Regions from separate parts of the Homo sapiens genome. Here regions 2 and 3 are each linked to region 1. Evidence: chromatin contacts called from ENCODE Hi-C or POLR2A ChIA-PET data. All regions are on one chromosome and are shown on one strand. Each heading gives the region's core, a stretch centred on a gene start or an enhancer-like site at or near the end of the contact. The rest is flanking DNA. Distances are from core to core; before and after follow the strand shown. Region 1 holds the start of NTNG1 (netrin G1). Region 2 has its middle 20 kb from the start of PRMT6. Region 3 overlaps NTNG1 (netrin G1).

Region 1 (3,848 bases), core at 1,137-3,636:
AAATTACCTGAATATTTTTCAGAATAATAATGGAAGCAAAAATAGGTATTTGCACCACTTGCAAATATACAAAAGGAAACTGCAAAATACATTTGCCTCCTCCTAAAAAGGCTAACCTGAATCATTTTAACACATATACCCATTGAAAACTGACAAAACAAAAATATTAACAGGAAACCAGCTTTATGTTCAAATAAACTGTTTCCATGCAAAAGTTTTAAGATTATCCGTCTTAAATTCCACAGTAAGGAAATACCACCAAATTAGTAGTGCAGTATATAGAATCCTGAATGCCTTCATGGTGGTCTTCAGTGGGTGAAATATATCTCATTTCACGGCATCCAGAAAAGAAAATATATCCCTGGAACAACATTACATGTGAAATACTTGATGCACATTTTTCCTTGCATGTTGATCCACATGCAGAGATCCAAATTTTATCTTAATGAAAAATCGAAAGTTGCTTATCTTCAAAAAGAATCTTGGACAGTTACTGAGCTGCTTTTCCTTTGCCAAAGAGAAAGGGAGGCGGGTAAGGCATTCAAAGTGACACAGTTCAAAATACTTAATGAAATGTGGAATTGCTAATTCCCTCACTAGAGATCCTCCTCAAGGGACAAACAAAACAGAAAAGCCTCCCCTGAAAAAAAAAAAAATTATTTTTTGGAAAACTTTCCAACAAGCTTAACTACTAAGCATATCTGAATAAGTGATTTTAATGGAAGATCTTCCTGGGTTTTTTTTTTTTTCATTTCTGTAAGATAAAACAACTTTTAGTATTTTCAGTCATAAAACAGGGCCTTATTTCTAGAGCAATTCTACTGCCAGATTCACCATATGTTTAGTGGAGTTCTGAATCTTACTCAGAATTTTCCATTCCAAAGATTGACAATTTGTTATGAGGAGTGGCTCCATTATTCCCTGTATAAAGAGAAGAATGGGTGAGAGAGGAGGACCGTCTACTCACTGGAAATCTGTACCTGATGCAACTATAGGAGCTCAACCTGCGACTTTTCCAAGTAAAGTTGCTTTAAAATCCCCGCTAGGAATTTTCTTCCCTTGCCCTGTAAGATGACAGCCTACTCTTAAGTGGATTTCTGAAGGAAAAAAAAAAAAAGTCCCCGGGTGAGGGTACTAAAATTAACAGCAGAGGGCGCAGTTTCTTTTTATATCTAAGTTTTTCCTTGTATGAATCACTTAATTGGTTATTTTAGGCCCAATAATATTCAGTATTATTTGTATTATATATAGATATCCACAGATCCATACAGGAGTGCAATTCAGTGTCCCTAGCCGAATCCATCAACCGATTAATATGATGCCAGTAAAGAATATGAGAGAATATTCCAAACAGCATCCCTACACCAAGTCTTCCTCTTTCAATTTCCCTTTCTCCCCAGCTGCACAACATGGGATAGTAATGTTTTAATCTAGCACCAATAAAGGCGATTAAAAGAAGGGACTTCAAAAGCTCTCGATGTGGCCACCAGATCCCCAAGGCCGGCAATAGGGCAAGTGTTTTTTTGTTTTTTTTGTTTGCTTTTCCCCAAACAAATATAATTGGCGAAAGAAAGAAAAAATAACGACAAGCCGCCTGAGCGATGTGTGTGGCCAGGTGTGCGTGAGAGAGGGAGAGCGCGGGGCCCCTGTCAGTCGGCGGATGGAGGCTCAGACCCCACGCCTGGGCTCCGGACACAACAAGAGGACGCATCACCGGCCCGGGGCGCACCCCCGGGAAGACTTGTGTGTGGGTGTGAGCGTGTGCCGCTGTGTGTGCGCGTAGGGCTCCGCGCGCTGCCTCCTCGGGGCGCTTTACAAAGTTCCTCGCCCACCCGGAGCCTTCCCTCCCGCCTGTGCATCGCAGCGGGTGGGGCGGGGGGCGGCGGGGGGTGGGGAAACCCGGGGGAGAGGGGCACGGGCGAGAGGCTCGGGTCGCAGTAGGAGAGGCGAGCCGCAGGCACTTACCGTGTGGCTCGTTTGCCCTTGCGCCGGGCGGGAGCCGAGCCGACGGCGCGGGGCGGCGGCCCTGCGCAGCCAGCCTGGTCCGCCTCGGGCGGCGGCCGCAGCAGCGGAGCCCGCGGGCGGCGTACGGGCGGAGGGCGGCAGCTCCCGCGGAGCCTCCTCCCCAGGCGGGAGCGGGCGGAGCGGGAGGGGTGGGCGTGAGGACCCGAGCCGCCGCCACCGCCGCAGCCCGGGGATTCCGATCGCGCCCGGCCGCCGGCGGGAGAGGACCCCGAGGACCGAGAACCCAGCGCCGGCCCGCCACTCCCCGCCGCTTAATTACCTTCGCCTCCGCCCCCGGGGGGAGCCTCCTGCAAGTCGCCCCCTCTCGGAGCCCGCACCCAGAGGGGGAATTCCTTCCCGTTGACGTCCTCTTCCGAAATGCAAAAGATCAGTGACTTTGACAGGTAGATGAGGGGGAGGGAGTAAGGGTGGGCGGAGAGGAAGAGAGGATGAGAAAGGTGCCTCTCCCTCCAAAAATATAGTGATATTAATAATGAGATCTCAGCCTTCGGAGGTCGTGCCAGCCCAGTCCCCTGCTCGCCGGCTCTCCTCCGCGCCTCCTCGCTCCGCTGCCTCTGACACTTCTCGCCTTAAACTTTTACTGAGGGATATTTTTTCTTTTTTCTATTTCTATTTCTTTTTTTTTTCCTCTTTTTTTTTTTTTCAAGCCGCAGGACGATTTTCTGGTTCCCGGGGATCAGAACCAGCGGCCAGGCGGTTCTATGCCGCTTGGCACCGCTTTCATTTTATTTCAGATGAAGACGTTGAGCTTAGTCAGAAGGGGCATAAATCAGGACAATTAGCATTGGCGCCAAGAAGATCCTCTAATACCAATTTCGCCCGGGTTTCCTTCGCGCATTCCTCCACTCAAGTCAGAAATGTCACTGCACATAGCACTGATGGCAGTGAGACGCGACGCACCCAAAGTCCGTTTGATGAAATATACATGGCCCACGACGCTTCTGGATTGCGGCTCCCGGACTCCCCGCCCCCACCAGCGGCTCCCGGCCGGGACCCTGCTCCGAGCGGGCAGCGAGCTCCTGGCAAACTTAGGGGCCAGTGCCAATTAAAGAGTGAGCGCGAGAGCCGGAAAGAGGAGCGGCAAAGAAGCAAGCCCGGGGAAGCCGCAGCCCTCGGAGGGGTGGCATGTACGTTTCACTTAAAAAGCAGATCTTCTTCTGCAACTGCCAGCAAGTGGAAGGATAGCAAACCTTATACTACCTCGAGACCTGTGCGCTCCGAGCGGTCCTAACTCCGTCCCGCTCGCTGTTGCTGTTGCTGGTGCTGCTCCGGCTGCAGCTGCTGCCGCTCCACGACCTCGGGGCGCTGAGGCAACAGGGCCCCCTCCCTCTACTCCCCATCCCCCCCGGCTCCTCCACAGAAGCGCCGTTTCCAGTAACTCCTCGTGTACCTCCCACTTCTGCCGCCGTCCATCCCACCCCTCTCTCTTCTGTCCCCTCCCCAAACCGTTCCCAAGCACACCCTTCGCCGCTGGAAGTGATCACAATGTTGTTTTTCAACAAGCACTTCCTTTGCCCGGAGGCCCCTACAGCCCTAGACTGGAAACTCCTCCTTTAGAAATTCATTCCCCTTTAAAAAGTTGAAGTTCAAGGGAGAGCTGCGCATTTCAGGCTTCCTTGCCTTTTCTAAGAGAAAGACAAATGCTCCGATGCTCCAGGCTTCATTCCCCACCAAGGCGGGCTCAGACTCACCTGGGATCACTCTTAGCTACACATTAACGTCAAACAGAAACAAATCCGAATTTAGATAAGATAGGGAGACTTCCATTAGAAAGAAAGACTATTGCAACAGGGAAAACGCTCTGATCTCAGAAATCTGCAAAC
Region 2 (4,010 bases), core at 362-2,861, 64 kb after region 1:
TGTAATTAGATTTATTGAATGCTGACAGCTAGTGTATATCCTATCTTTGAAAAGAAAATATCTGAAAGAAGAAAAGCAAGCTCTTTTATAATGAAGTTATATTAAGAAGCTTAATGAACCACACATATTATCTAACATGCACATCAAACATTGAGGCCATTTCCAGGAAAGATGTAGGAATAAGAGAAGACTTATAACCTAGCCCTCACTAAAAATGTACCAAAATAAACAAAATAGGCAAGAAAATTGAAACTAGAAAGTACTTTCAAACTTATACCACAAACTTTATGGAGTATCTTTTAGGAACAGTATAAACTGAAAAAAAAATTGAAAGTCAACACTATAATTTGACATTAAATAATCTTTCTAAAAGCAGTGATTCAGTGATTTAGGGAACAAGTGGTGTAAGTCTGGAAAGTCTCCAGTAACATTTCCCATTTTGGAAACAGATACGGAGGTAGAGACTGAATTAGAGAATGTTGAAGAAATCTTTTCATAAAGAGTTGACTGTCATGGAATTTAATGTTCAATGTGTATGTGCTATAAAGAAAAATTCCTCCAAAAATTCAAGGAAATGAAGCAGGTTACTTGAAGAAGAGTGAAAAAATAGATTGTTCTCAGACTTTTCCTTAGCAACAGCAAAAACCAGAAAAGTTATTTCTATGGACAAGGAAATGTCAGTAAACAGTTGGAAATATGGTCTATGGTTTATAAAAGACATTTGTTCTGGAGATAGAAATGCCTGCTAGTCAGTTGTACCCAATTGCCGTCATGAGGAATTCTAGGGCAGTATTGCCAGATCATCCAAACTTTTAAGAGAAGTAAATATTCTCTATTTTTAAATAAAATCTTCTGATTCTTAAATTTTGAATTTAAAACTATTTGAATTTTAATAGAAAGTATTTAAGAACTGCCATGGTTGAGCCAAATAAAGTATAGGGAGCATTAATCTGAAAACTCTGTAGTAGAATAAAAAGGAAACAAAGGCCTTACAATTAGTCTCAACGAACTCTAACAACTATCTAATTTGTTAAAACATATTACAAAGCTGCATTTATTAAAAGTGTGATGCTTGATCAGGAATAAATAAAAGAATGGGAAAGTTTTAAGTGTTACCAAAAAAAAAAGTCCCAATTATGGGAATCTTGGTGTGATAGAGATAGAATTACAGTGAGTAAAATAAATATACGTTTTTCAGTATGATTTGGGGACATTGTATGGCCATTTGGAAAATAAAATTATGTTGAAATCCTACCTCACATATCACAACAAAAATAATGACCACTTAAGATATAAATTTTTAAAAATATACATATACCAAAATAAAATTTAGGTATACATTTCTATAATGATAAGTTGAGAAAGAAGTATCTGAGTGTAAACCAAAGTCATCGTATTAAATATCTATTGCTGCACGACAAACCATTCTTAGTGGATTAAACAATGATTCATTTTTTCTAATTACTTTTTGGTTCTTTTGACTGGGTTGACTCATGTGGCTGCAATCAGGTCAGAAGGTGGCTGGGCTCAGCTAGGGCAAATGGAATGCCTGGTTTTTCATCTTTAACGAGGTTAACCTGGGCTTCCTCAGAGGCTAGTCACCCCAGAGTTTCAAAGAGGCAAAAGCAGAAACTGCAAGGAATTTGAGGCCTAGCTCAAAAGTTACGCAAAGTCACTTCTGCCTCATTCATAGCCAGTCACCGTGTTTGCCAGTTACAGTAAGTGGGAAAGTAAACTCTGTCTCTCCATGAAATAAGCTGCAAAGGATTCTTGGCAATTTTTAATCCACCACAGGAACAAACCTCCAAGGACAATTTTGTTGTTTTGATGACACAAAAGTTTGAAGTTTTACTGCCAAACTCCCATAATGAAAAAGGCTGAACAACAAATAACAAAAGTGGTTAAAAATATTTCTCAACATATGTGACTAAGGACTGATATTTCTATTTCTAAATTTTATTTATGTTTTGTTTTTATAGATTTAAGGGTACAAGTGCAGTTTCTTTACATGGAAACATCATGTAGTGGTGAAGTCTGGGCTTTTGGTGTACCCATCAAACCAAATAGTGAACATTGTACCCAATAGGTAATTTTTCGACCCTCACCCCCGCCTCACCCTTCCACCTTTTGTAGTCTCCAATGTCTATTATTCTACTTTGTATGTTCAAGTGTACTCATTGTTTAGCTCCCACTTACAAATGAGAACATATGGGTTTTGACCTTCTGTTTTCGAGTCATTTCACTCAGAATAATGGTCTCCAATTCCTTCCAGGTTGCTGCAAAATACATGATTTCATTTGTTTTTATGGCTAAGTAGTATTCGATGGTATACACGTACCATATTGTTTTTATCCAATCATCCACTGATGGACACTTACGTTCGAATATTCCATGACTTTGCTAAGGATTAATATTTCTAATATACAAATAGCTTTTAGAAGTCAATGAAAGAAAGTAAAAACTAATTAGAATAAGATAAGTCAACTGTAGTAACAATTCACAAAAGAACTATCAATAATTAGTATGAAAATAACCTAACTATAATCCATTTAGTAATCAAACAAACTCAAAATAAAACACCACTGCAATATTTTGTACCACCCATAAAACTATTTAATAGTACAAATTTAAAAATTGATGATAATGTCCTTTTTTGGAAAATTACAGAAAAAAAGTGCTCTCCCACAGTAGAAGAATGTGAATTTGAATTTCCTTTCAGAATAATAACTGGGCAGTCTATCAAAATTCCTTAAAAATATACATACCTAACAATTCAATTTCTAAGAATTTGTCTTAAGAAAATTAGGCAAATAGACAAAAATAAATATAAGAATCTTCCTTCCAAAGTTGATTGCAATAGCTCAAAAACAATAACAAGATTAATTCTTTATTCTTTCATGCATTCATTCAACAAATATTTATTTTTATATATAGGCATTTTTGGTAAACCAAAGTCCTTGGTGTCATGGTGCTCATGTTCTATTGTGGCACCTATTATACACAATATGCTATCAGGTGAAAGGGTAAGGAGTTATTTTAATAAAGTAGTCTGGGAAGATCTTTCTAATGAAGTGACATCAAGACACAGGATTTGTGGAAGACCCAGAGATGTGCTCCCACAGATCCCTTTTCAAAGAAGTACTTGTTGTCCAGCAAGGCAGAGACTGTTTTATTCAGTTTTATTTTTATCCCTAAGCATGCAGCTTTATGCTTGGTACATAAATAACTAAAAATAATCAAGATATTTCCATTAAAAATTATTCATTCATTATTATGTAGATTCAGAATACCTGGACAACCTTGGCATGCAAAACCTATACTTTGATACTATATTATTTTCTCCTTGGGCTGTATTTGTGCCTTGGCTGAGTCTCAGATCTTTCCTGGGAATCTACTGAATGCACTGAATCACTGGTGTGACCAAGAGAGTGGCTGTCTGGTCTGTCCCCTTTGGATTGTCATCTTTCCTCTCCAATGTTACTAGCTTCATTGTCCTGGTTACTAAACCAATAATCTTGACACTTTAGACTTCTGGAAGCACCACTTTTGGCAGCAGAGGTTGCCTTGTAGGCCTATTTTTCACCAAATACACAACCCTGTCTGATACTGCAAGAAGTGTTATAATTCAACTACTTTCTCTCAAAGCCACGAGTTTCTTTCTTTCTTTTTAAATTTTTTTTTATTTCAATAGGTTTTGGGGTAACAGGTGGTATTTGGTTACATAAATAAATTCTTTAGTGGTGATTTCTGGGATTTTGGTGCACCCATCACCCGAGCAGTGTACACTGTACCCAATGTGTAGTCTGTTATCCCTCGCCAGCTCCCACCCTTTCCTGAGCCCCCAAAGTCCAATGTATCATTCTTATGCCTTTGTGTCCTCATAGGTTAGTTTCCACATGTGAGTGAGAACATATGATGTTTCATTTTCCATTCCTGAGTTACTTCACTTAGAATAATGCTCTCCAATTCCATCCAGGTTGCTGTGAATGCCATTATTTCATTCCTTTTAA
Region 3 (3,816 bases), core at 1,304-3,803, 120 kb before region 1:
CTTATATTCTGTTAATCATAGTTAGTTGACTATTAGTTGACTCCCTTTCAGCAAGTTCTCTTACCTCCAGACTCTCATTTTAATTCATTGTCAAACTCTTAAAATCAGGGAAGGAGAAGTGCTGTATTTGAATTGTCATGAAAGAAAATCCTTTTTTTTTTTCTGGCAAAGTAATTTATAGAGCCTGGAGGGGTGAATTTGTAACAGTTTACCAAAGTATAGTTGTAGATACTTCTACATTCCTTTCCTTATCCTCCTACTGATTTGGTATAAATTTTTATCAGCATCTACTATTCTGTAATTCTTCAGGGACTTCAAAGAGGCATTCTCCTGAGAGAGGAAACTGAGATAGAATATTGGAACAATGAGAAAACAAGACACAATCACCACACCAGCATTAGTCCTTCATGCTACTTTCATTCATCTGCACATTCATTCATTCAATAAATACTTGTTAGTGTCTGCTGTGCAAAACACTGACGGGGGGAGGTGAACAAAGACACAGCCAAGGTGCTCAACAGCAGGTGAGAGAGGCCAATATGCAAAACTTCCCACTGTACCCAAGTCACAGAAAACATCCTTCCTGCATATTTGATCAAAACCTTTATTTCGGGGGAAACAAGCTATGTGTGAATGTATGTTTCCTCAAGGCTGGAATTTCCAAGGACAGCTGTACAGAGTGACTGAAGGGTGGACTCAGCTTCTGCCTCAGTTCTCACTAACCACAGATGGGGCCAAACATCCAGGCTAAATGGAAAAGAAATGAAAAGGAAATGACTCAAAGGTGCCCTAAACTAATGTAAACAGAGAAAATGTTGAGATCATCTAAATAGATGCAAAATGATTTTCATTTTAAAAACTGCCAATTTATAAAGAAATAAGCACAAGGAGCTATGGCTAAGAATTATCCTCAGAGAATAGAGGGCAGTATGATAGAAAAATCCAAGGAGCATTTATAAAAAATGAAAGGAAAATCTATATATAGTCTTTTAACTTCATAGGGAAGGATGGGGGACATAGATTGTCATAAGATTGTGAAGGATTTCACTCTGTAGCCAGATGGCTTAATCCACTTGAATTTGGGGGTTGCTTCTTTAATAAAGCCATCCCTGTAATGAATGGGCCTTTCAGCCTCCACAAAGCAAAAATGGCAGGGAGTGTGTCAACCTCCAACAAATTGTGTGGGAGGTCAGATGATCGATAAGAAGTCTCTCTCACTGTCACCTTAAAGAGCAATGGCTACAAAAATGTGCACCAGGGTGGAAAAACGGTGGTGGTGAGGGGAGGGGGTGTGGCTAAGAATTCTGAAAAATAGAAGGGCGTGTGTGTGTTTGTGGGCGTGTGTGTGTGTATTCTACAGGCAAGAAGGAAAGATGGTGGCATGGATCTGTTTAATCAAATAACAAGAGAGAGAGAGGACTATAGATTAATCTCCTGTCATCTACTGACATCTGTCAAATACAAGGTAGCTTAGAACTATAATTCCTTGGAATGTTTCAACAAACTATGATAAGAACCATAAGAGAAATAGCATAATACATTTTTTTTAAAGATAGGAAACTTCAGAACATTTCATCAAGATGTGTTTGGGTCATGATGGATTGTACTATAACATTTCTTTTAACAAAATCCCAACAATGGTTACATACAAACCTCAAATTCTTGGGTACTCAAATATGAAAATGAATGTTAAAATGGATTTTTTTCATAAAATTAATAAAGGCAAGTGCCGTGAGCATAACTCTCAAATACTTCTTTCCCAAAGGGAATATCTGGGATTGCCTCAGGTTATAAGGCTTGTAAGGAGACAAGAAATGCTAAGTGGGAAGTTACACTGTACAAGCCTAGGAAAGAAATTATTTTAACTTGCCTTGTTAAGGCTAATTAGCATAGATGAAAAGAGCTAGATAACTCAGAGTATTCATTAGCTCCCTCACTCCACTAAGCAACCTCCCCAAAGTGCTAATATCTTTCCTACTACATTCTTAAAATGTTTCATATTCACTATTCATGATTCACACTTTGAAAAGACCAATTTCCTGATTAATGCCTAAATAGAAAGAGTATAAAATGTCTCAAAAATTAGCAAAGGCCTCAAAGGTGTAAAACTGCTATTGTAAAGGCTTTGTAAAGGAAAAAAAAAGAAAAAAAGGAAGGAAGGAAAGAAGGAAGGAAGGAAGGAAGGAAGGAAGGAAGGAAGGAAGGAAGGAAGGAAGCAAGCTAACCTAGAACTGTTATTAGCTTTTCCCACACACCCACTCACTCTCACACCCACACATCCTTTCTCTGAAGAACTGTGGGGATGCAGTCACATTCTCAGAGTAAATGTATTGAGATTTACCACATTTCAAAGCTTCAGGGTTTTGTTCATTCTCATTCCTCTTCACAATAAAGACAATATTGATTCCATAGCATTCCCCCCTCTTTTATCAGAATTGTTTGCACAGTAACTCACACATGAGTAAGTGACCAACTTTGCATTATTTGTGCTAGATAATGATTTCCATTCCTTTACCACCAGATCCTCTAATGGGCTGATTTCTCAATTCAGTCATCACTATGGTGGTTCATCTAATTACAGATGTTCACGGCTAAGAATAAAGTTGTGCACCAGCGAAAAAGTGTTTCATCTCTGTCCACTACCAACAGAGGGTAACCAACAGATTATGAATAACCCTTTATTTGTCTTTCCCAACCCCTTTCTGGAGGTGAATGAAGAGATTGTTTTTCATTTGCTTTGTCTTTTTCTAAACAGAAGACAAATACACTCACAGAAAAGATGAATACCATTGTCTCAAGTCAACATAAGCGATTTTCAACACCTTCTAATTCATGTATTTCTTTCTCAATTTCCAGCTACTGCTTTGAGTCATTACAATTTATTATGTCACCATGATTATGTGGGCTGCAGCCAGACTGATTCTTCTACTTTGATCATGGCAATCCCTTGCCCTAAAACCTTCAATGGCATAAAATATCAGAAAAAATATAAACTCCTTCGTTGATCACTCGAAGTCCACAATAGTTAGACCCCAACCTACTTTTATATTCTGTTTTATAACAATAAAATAAATCTCTATGCTTGTCTCCCTGACACATTTTAATCTTTTGTGACAAAATACCTTTTCTACTGCCCTCTTCTCCCTGAACTGCCCTCATTACCCACAAAAGACTCCATTCTGGCCTCCCTAAGTAGTGAACCTAGTCGTCCTCCCAGTCTCCACTCATGTGTCCCTGTCTTTCTAAAGTCATTCAGATTTCATGTGATTTACTAATTGTGTTACTACATGTGTAACGGCTTTGAAAAATACCTTTATAAGACTTTTAATGTAAAAGACTTTTAATGTAAATATATAAATCAGAAAAAGTCTTTGTAACGTTTAGCTTCAAAATATGTAAACAGCACTTAGGTACATTAACTGCCAAGGGCCTTAGCTCATATTCTTGTTTTGTGGTTATTTTAAGGTGTATCTTATTTTCCTCAATCAGAGTAAACTCCTAGAATGTAATTTTTCAATAGTTAACATTGCCCGGACAGAGAACCTCATACAAACTTTGTGTTTACCTTACATATGAGAATGTGGAATTCACAAATGATGTCTTATAATATAGTTGTTATCGTTTTTTTTGTTTTGTTTTGTTTTTTGAGACGGAGTCTCACTCTGTCGCCCAGGCTGGAGTGCAGTGGTGCGATCTCAGCTCACTGCAAGCTCCGCCTCCCGGGTTCACGCCATTCTCCCGCCTCAGCCTCCCGAGTAGCTGGGACTACAGGCACCCGCCACCACGCCCGGCTAATTTTTTGTATTTTTAGTAGAG

Evidence for each region. Hi-C counts contacts between places; a loop is a spot of excess contacts on that map. ChIA-PET counts read pairs that join two places held with the same protein, here RNA polymerase II (POLR2A).
Region 2: a loop to region 1 is called in a map of PC-3, with 5 times the contacts of the local background. The contact joins the enhancer-like site here to the promoter of NTNG1 in region 1. A Hi-C loop is called at or near these places in 1 of 168 maps with a recorded cell type or tissue (PC-3). POLR2A ChIA-PET finds 5 or more read pairs at or near these places in 2 of 52 experiments (WTC11 and activated T-cell).
Region 3: a loop to region 1 is called in a map of A673, with 5 times the contacts of the local background. The contact joins the enhancer-like site here to the promoter of NTNG1 in region 1. A Hi-C loop is called at or near these places in 2 of 168 maps with a recorded cell type or tissue (A673 and B cell). POLR2A ChIA-PET finds 5 or more read pairs at or near these places in 3 of 52 experiments (A673, AG04449 and activated B cell).

The regions. Positions count from the first base shown.
Region 1 is chr1:107,139,577-107,143,424 of GRCh38, reverse strand. It overlaps NTNG1 (netrin G1), which reads right to left and starts at 2,386. Exons shown (of 8, transcript NM_001113226.3): 1 at 2,285-2,386. RefSeq lists silencers at 1,692-1,971, 1,992-2,281 and an enhancer at 2,215-2,746.
Region 2 is chr1:107,074,597-107,078,606 of GRCh38, reverse strand. No RefSeq gene overlaps it. Among named protein-coding and RNA genes, the nearest start is that of PRMT6, 20 kb to the right of the region's middle. Within about 2 kb of position 1,611, at least 2 of the 41 ENCODE cell types and tissues checked have a DNase peak (open chromatin) inside an H3K27ac peak, as active enhancers do; they include PC-3, where a contact is called at or near this core.
Region 3 is chr1:107,261,673-107,265,488 of GRCh38, reverse strand. All of the region lies in intron 2 of NTNG1 (netrin G1), which reads right to left. Among named protein-coding and RNA genes, the nearest start is that of NTNG1, 120 kb to the right of the region's middle. Within about 2 kb of position 2,553, at least 2 of the 41 ENCODE cell types and tissues checked have a DNase peak (open chromatin) inside an H3K27ac peak, as active enhancers do; they include A673, where a contact is called at or near this core.